Regions from separate parts of the Mus musculus genome. Here region 1 is linked to region 2. The links are chromatin contacts, found by Hi-C in ENCODE. All regions are on one chromosome and are shown on one strand. Each heading gives the region's core, a stretch centred on a gene start or an enhancer-like site at or near the end of the contact. The rest is flanking DNA. Distances are from core to core; before and after follow the strand shown. Region 1 has its middle 12 kb from the start of Cdc42. Region 2 holds the start of Mob3c (MOB kinase activator 3C).

The links. A loop is a pair of places that touch in the nucleus more often than their neighbours do.
Region 1: a map of T-helper 1 cell shows a loop between it and region 2 (32-fold over the local background). The contact joins the enhancer-like site here to the promoter of Mob3c in region 2. A Hi-C loop is called at or near these places in 2 of 37 maps with a recorded cell type or tissue (T-helper 1 cell and regulatory T cell).

Annotation. Positions count from the first base shown.
Region 1 is chr4:137,368,288-137,371,805 of GRCm38, reverse strand. No RefSeq gene overlaps it. Among named protein-coding and RNA genes, the nearest start is that of Cdc42, 12 kb to the right of the region's middle. Within about 2 kb of position 1,330, at least 1 of the 3 ENCODE cell types and tissues checked has a DNase peak (open chromatin) inside an H3K27ac peak, as active enhancers do.
Region 2 is chr4:115,826,288-115,829,544 of GRCm38, reverse strand. It overlaps Mob3c (MOB kinase activator 3C), which reads right to left and starts at 1,465. Exons shown (of 4, transcript NM_175308.5): 1 at 1,304-1,465.

The DNA.
Region 1 (3,518 bases), core at 81-2,580, about 22 Mb before region 2:
GATGGGGCTAAGAGGGTGACTCAGCTGTGAAGTCCTTGTCAGGCAATCATGAGAATTGGAGCTTAGATTCCACAGCCCATGTAAATGCCAGGTGGGCATGGGAGCCTGCTTGTAATTCCAGTCTCATAAGGCAGAGACCACAGGCAGCAGAGACAAGCCTTATTGGTGAGCTCTGGGTTTGAGGGAGAGACCCTACCTGGATCAATAAGATGGGAGAGCCCTGGATGGTGATTCCTGACATCAACCCTCCCAAGACAACATGCACACATACACATGTGTATGTGCATCCACCCACATGCAAAAACATGCATCTATGAACACCTGAACACCACACAAACACTCATGAAAAGAAAAATACTGGTTAAGAACTTCTGGCTTAGTGGAGAGAAAATTCAAAATGGACACTGGAGGGGATGATGGAGGATAGCTAGATCTCAGATTTGGTGTATGTGCGCGTGTGTGCGTGTGCGTGTGCGTGTGCGTGTGTGTGTGTGTGTGTGTGTGTGTGTGTGTGTGTGTGTGTGTGTTATTAGGGACTGAAGTTAGGGCTCCTGAATTCTAGGTAAGACTTCTTCTGATGCTGAGCCATACCCCAACCCAAAGTTCATTTTTGTTTTGTTTTGTTTTGTTTTGTTTTGTTTTCAAGACAGGGTTTCTCTGTATAGCCCTGGCTGTCCTGGAACTCACTTTATAGACCAGGCTGGCCTCAAACTCAGAAATCTGCCTGCCTCTGCCTCCCGAGTGCTGGAATTAAAGGTGTGCGCCACCATGCCCGGCGATTTCATTTTTAATTTGTTGGTGGTGGTGTTTTTTGTTTTTTTCTGAGACAGGGACCACTATGTAGACCAGGCTAGCTCTGAACTCAGAGATCTGCCTCCTTTTCCTAGAGAGTGCTGGGATTAGAGGTGTGTGCCACAGAACCAAAGCAGAGCTTGCTTTTTTAAAAAGAGGAAATAGATTTGAGTCAAGCGTGGTGGTAATGCATACATATATAATCTCAGGATTTGGGAGGCCCAGGCAGGAGAATCGTTTAATTGGGGCCTTGCTTACAGCTTTAGAGAGTTAGGCAGGTGGACAGGCATGGTGGAAGAGAAGTAAGGGAGAGCTACATTCCTGATCCACAGGCATTAGGCAGAGAAAGAAACCTACAGCCACCCCCAGTGACACACTTCCTCCAACAACTTGCTGGGGGGTGCTTTCCTGCGCATAGGTGGATACCAGGTCCCCGCTGCCTGCCTGGGAGGAGTCCGGCTCCAGAGGTCGCAGGGGAGGGGCCTTAAGGAAGTCCACCGTGATGGGGCTGGGACTGTGATCGCGGATGGCCTTCCCGGAAGTGTCACGTGTAATCGGTTTCCATGGGCAGCTCAGCACAAGGCGCTGGACAATGGTCTTACTTCAGCTCACATTCTCTTTCTGCCCTCTGCCATGCACGTAGTGGACTTTCTCCCCGCCCCCCCCCCTTTCCCCGCTCCCGCCGCCGCCCCTTTATCTCCCACGGACTCTGCGGCCCGGCCCGACTCCTTGTTCATCTATTCATTCTCTCGCTCTCTTTTTTTAATAGCTGGAATTTCACTAGGATGCTCGTACTAGCCTCTAACTCCCAAGCTCGAGATCCAGCGCCAGCTTTTCCTGCCCCCGCCTTCTAAGAAGTCGGGACTATGGCTTGTGTTACTATGCTAAGATTTCTTTCTTGGCATGTGCTCCTCATGCATTATGCTTCTGTAAAGAATCTCTTTCCTTGCTTTCCACGCTATTTGAGGCAGAACATCTTATTGACTTTCTGCTGCGTATGACAGGGTAGTGGGCACAAGGACTTCCAGAGATTTCCCTGTCTCCTGATCCCCCCTGGCCATAAAATGATGGGATTACAAAGAGGCATTGCTGCGACTGTCTTTACCTGGGTGCCAGGGGTCCAAACTCAGGTCCTCATGCTTGCTTGAAAGCACTTTACCCACCGACCCATCTTCCCATCTCACTTTTTAGCTTTAATTTTTTGTTTGTTTGTTTGTTTGTTTTTTGAGACAGGGTTTCTCTGTGTAGCCCTGGCTGTCCTGGAACTCACTTTGTAGACCAGGCTGGCATCGAACTCAGAAATCTGCCTGCCTCTGCCTCCCAAGTGCTGGGATTAAAGGCATGAGCCACCACGCCCAGCTCTTAGCTTTAATTTTTATTTATGATTAGTATGTGAGCACATGTGCAGAGGTCAGAAGACAACTTGGTGGAGTTGGCTCTTTCCTGTCACCTCTACAGAGGTCCTAGGGATTGAATTTAGGTTGCACGTTTGTACAGCTAACACCCCCACTTTTTTTTTTTAGAGGAGGGTGGTTATTTAAGACATGGCTTCTCTGTGTAACAGAGCCCTGGCTGTCCTGGACTCTCTTTGTAGATCAGGCTGGCCACAGACTCGCAGAGTCCTCTTGCTTCTGCATCCTAAGTACTGAGTACTGGGATCAAAGGCATGTGCTGGTGGCAAGCACCTTTTCCAGGGAAACACCTTGCTGGCTCCTCTGTTTTTGTTTTTGAGACAGTCTCATAATAGCCTCATGGTGGTCTTGAACTTGCTATGTAGTCATAGGTGACCTTGAAGTCCTTATCCTTTGGCCTTGTCCTAGGATTACGGGTGCCAGCAGCACCTCCAGCTTTCTTTTCCCCTTCTCCCCACTTTCTCTCCTTTTCTTTTGACTGGCTCACACCCTAATGTGCCGGCTGGCTTAGAGTTTATGATTCTGCTTCAGCTTCCAAAGGGCTGGGAGTACGGGTGTTTACTGCCATGCCTGGCTCCCTTTATCCCTTCCTGGTGACTGAATCCTGGGTTTCTTGCATGCTAGGCAAGCATTGTGCCACTGAGCAGCACCCAGATCCTTTTATTATTGCTATTTAAAATTCATGTGTGTGTCTCTAACCTACAAGTATATGTGTGCACTTCAAGTGTGTATGATACCCATGGATCCCAGAAGCAAAAGTTTGATCCCCTGGAAATTGGAGTTACAGGTTATAGGTGATTGTGAACTGCCATATGGGTTCTGGGAACCAAACCCCTGAGTGAGTCTTTTGCAAGAGCATCCAGTACTTTTAACTGTTAAGGCATTTCAATAGCTCCCATCCAGCCCCTTGGTCTTTTTTTTTTTTTTTTTCTGTATAGCCCCAGCTGTCCTGGAACTCTCTCTGTAGACTAGGCTGGCTTTGAACTCACAGAGATCTGATAGTCTCTGCCTCCTAAGTACTGGGATTAGAGGCATGTGCTACTATCATCTGGCCAGCCCCTCATTCTTTATAACAGACACTAGTGGCTTCTTTTGTGGTTTCTGGCCTGAAGCAACATCTGAAGGACTCCAGTATGCTACTGTGACATCTTAGACTTGATTCTTTCTCAGTCCCTTCTCCTCAGCAAATATGTATCATATGCCTAGGGTCCCCTCCCACATCCTGGTCTAGGTTTGCAGCAGCAGCAGCAGCAGCAGCAGCAGCAGCAGCAGCAGCAGCAGCAGCAGCAGCAGCAGCACACCCTCCTGGCTTAT
Region 2 (3,257 bases), core at 216-2,715:
AACTTGCCTGAGTTTGATTCTTGGGACCAACATGGTGGAAGGAGAGCACTCCCACAAACTGTCTCTGACCTCCACATGTGCACTGTAATGCGCACATAAATGTGTGTGTTCCCGAGCTCATACGTGCATGCATGAGCAAGTGTGTGGACACACATAAATAAATGTAATTAAGTTTTGAAAGTAAATCTTGCCTCTCAATAAATGAAAAGTGAGGGGGAAAGAACTGATATCAGCTCTGGGCCTCCATCTCTGCATGCCCATCTTCATATACCCACAGCACCACACACACACACACACACACACACACACACACACACATACACACACACGTTGGGATAGCTGAGAGGTCAAGTGGTACGTCCCACATGAACAGATGGCGAAACTGAGGCCTAGGAGGAGGATTTGAGGAGCCTGAATTTGCACAGCAAGTTAGAAGTAGGGGACTGGTATAAAAAGGGACTCAGCCTATGACAAGGTACAAAGTGTCCCTTTCCTGCTGTCTGGCCACTGGCCTGATATAGATAATTGTGAAGGAAGGGAGTAGAGAGGCCCCACCTCCTTAGTATAGAACTTTAGGCCCCAGGACTTTTCCTAGAAAGAGTAAACTTGGAGGTGAGTACGGAAGGTAAGCTAAGAGGGCATCCCGTCTGTTAGCACTATCCTCTCCCAGCCTCACACGGAGCCTCTCTTCCTCTTCCCTGTGGACCCCCCACTTTAATTACTAGGTAGGTGGTCAGTGGTTTGCTTACTCCGTGACCAAGCATTTAATCTTCCTAGATGAAGAGCACAGGCTGACTGACACTGCCTGTTTGTCTTACCTCGTCCCCTGCCAGGGACACACCTGCTCCTTCCTTAGTCTGGCTTAGAATCAGCCAGAAGATGGTCCCAGTTTGAACTCAGAATCTAGCCTAGCACGCCCTGCGGGACAAGATCTAAGTTTGAGATTCTCAGAGAAAGAGGGAGCGACAGACGCAGCGCTGTCCAGCCAGACCCGCCCCTACCTCCCGCGAGCTCCTAAGAACCTCCCCTTAGCTTCAGCTGTTAGGGCCAAACAGGTCCTAGGACCCAGAGGAGCCAGCCTGACATTTCCGCTCCTGAAGACACGCCCCCCACCACCGCCAGCTACCGCCACCCCCACCCCGGACTTCGGACACTGAGAGCCTCGGACCCTGGGCTGAGGACTGTGGCCAGCCTGCTTTTGGGCCGGAGTCGCTTCCAGAAGGTGCCACGCGAGGACCAAGAAGAACTAAAAGTGGAAGCAAGACTGGGCCCTGGGGGGCGCGGAGACGCGGCGCTCACTCACCCGCTCCGCCTGAGTGGACAGCTCCGGGTCTCTGTCCCTGCGGCCACACCGCAACGCGCCGGTCGTCCTCCGGCCTGTGATCCCGCCGTGCGGGTCTCAGCGTCTACCCACCAGTCTGATCTGGGCCGCGGCCGCCGTCCCGCCGCCAGTGCTCGAGGAGACGCCAGCTCCGCCCCAGGCTCAGCCACGCCGCGGCCACGGGGCGGGGAGGGGCGGGGAAAGGGACTCCCCCGTCCCAGGATACTTACTCTTCTCTTTAGCCTTTCCGGGAAGTGGGAAGTCCGATCGGGCTCGCTGTCTCCCCGAGGGCAAAGGACTAACTGAGGAGCCGCCCCAAAGGACCGCCTGGATCTTCCCTAAGGAGATAGCCTCAGATTCATAGGCTGTAGAATGGGAACAAGTTTAGCTTCCGCCTGAAGCAGAAAGAAAAACCGCTGTGGTTTGAATGGTTTCCTAGCCCTCCTGCAGTTATCTGAGCTTCACTTGTCTTTGAATTCAATAAAAGTTCCTAGCAGCCAATGTGTTCAGCTTCAGTCCACTGCCATACAGAGCAACTCAAAACCCACCACTGGAGGCTGCTGCTGGTGGATGGCGCATGTCTTTAATTTCAACACTAGCGAGGTAGAGGCAGGCAAATCTTTGAGTTCCAGGCTGCTAGCCAGCCAGGCTAGCCAGGGCTAGGTGGTAAGATGGTCTCTCTCTCTCTTAAAAACAAAACAAAACAAAACAAAACAAAACAAAACAAAACAAAACACCAAAACCAAAACCAAACCAAACCAAACCAAAACAACCAAACACTTAAATGAATAGCACACGTATGGGAGCCGTGGACTGGGTCAGTCCAGACAGAAACATTCCCAAAGAATGTTCAAAGAAGACCTCGCCTTCCTTGCACCTGGTTCTGGTTCTGTAGACTCTCACACCATCCAAAGTTACCCATTTCCTATCTTCCTTTGTCTCTGTTGTTCTTTAGAATGGCTTCTCTCCCAGCCTGTTCCATCTGGCTCCAAACCTTTGCATACTTGATCTACACTACCCACTCTTCTACCTAGATTCCTCCCCTGGAAACAGGCTGCTATCCCACATCAGTGCTCAATGCATACCATGGCTTGGCCCCAGGAACCTGTCTGCAGGATCTGCCTAGGGTGAGGAGGTTGAAGACAGAGTTCTACTAGGTGAGTGCTATGGTTAACCTTCATTGTTAGCTTCACTAGCTTCGGAACTACCAAGGAGTCGCCTCTCTGGGAGTGTGTATTCCCAAGGGGTTGTTTAACTGAGGAGGACTGGCTCTCCTTGAATGTGTCTCCTGCCATCCTGAACTAAACTAACAGAAAGGTGGGTGAGGGTGGGGGAGCCAATAGAGCACAGGTGTCCATCCACCTCCATTTCTTCACCACTGTTCCAGACTCTTGCTGTCACAGCTTAGAGCCTGTCTTGACATACTTTCCCTACCATGGTGGACTGCACTCTCAAACTGTGAGCCAAAACAAAAAGCTTTTCCTTAGTATTTTGTTACAGCATAAAAAGTAAGTACCACAGAAGGCCAAGGCAGGCAGCTGGGCTGCCGAAGACATCCCGGAGGACATGAAAGCGAGAAGGAGTGACTGCGGAGACATTGGAGCCTGAGGCTTTATACTGAGACACAACTGCTCCATTGGATTCCCTGGCTCTGGGTCTGCTTTCTCAACCACATGAGAACACACTTAGATCCTTAAGAATTTTAGGTTAGGGGTTGGATAGATGGCTCAGCCGTTAAGAGCACTGACTGCTCTTCCAGAGGTCCTGAGTTCAATTCCCAGCAACCACATGGTGGCTCAAAACCATCTGACACCCTTTTCTGGTGTGTTTGGAAAGAGCAATGGTGTACTCATATACATAAAGTAAATAAATCCTCTTTAAAAAAGAATTTTAGGTTAGAACTGAGGACTCATCTTTGACTAGGGGCTTCTCTCTA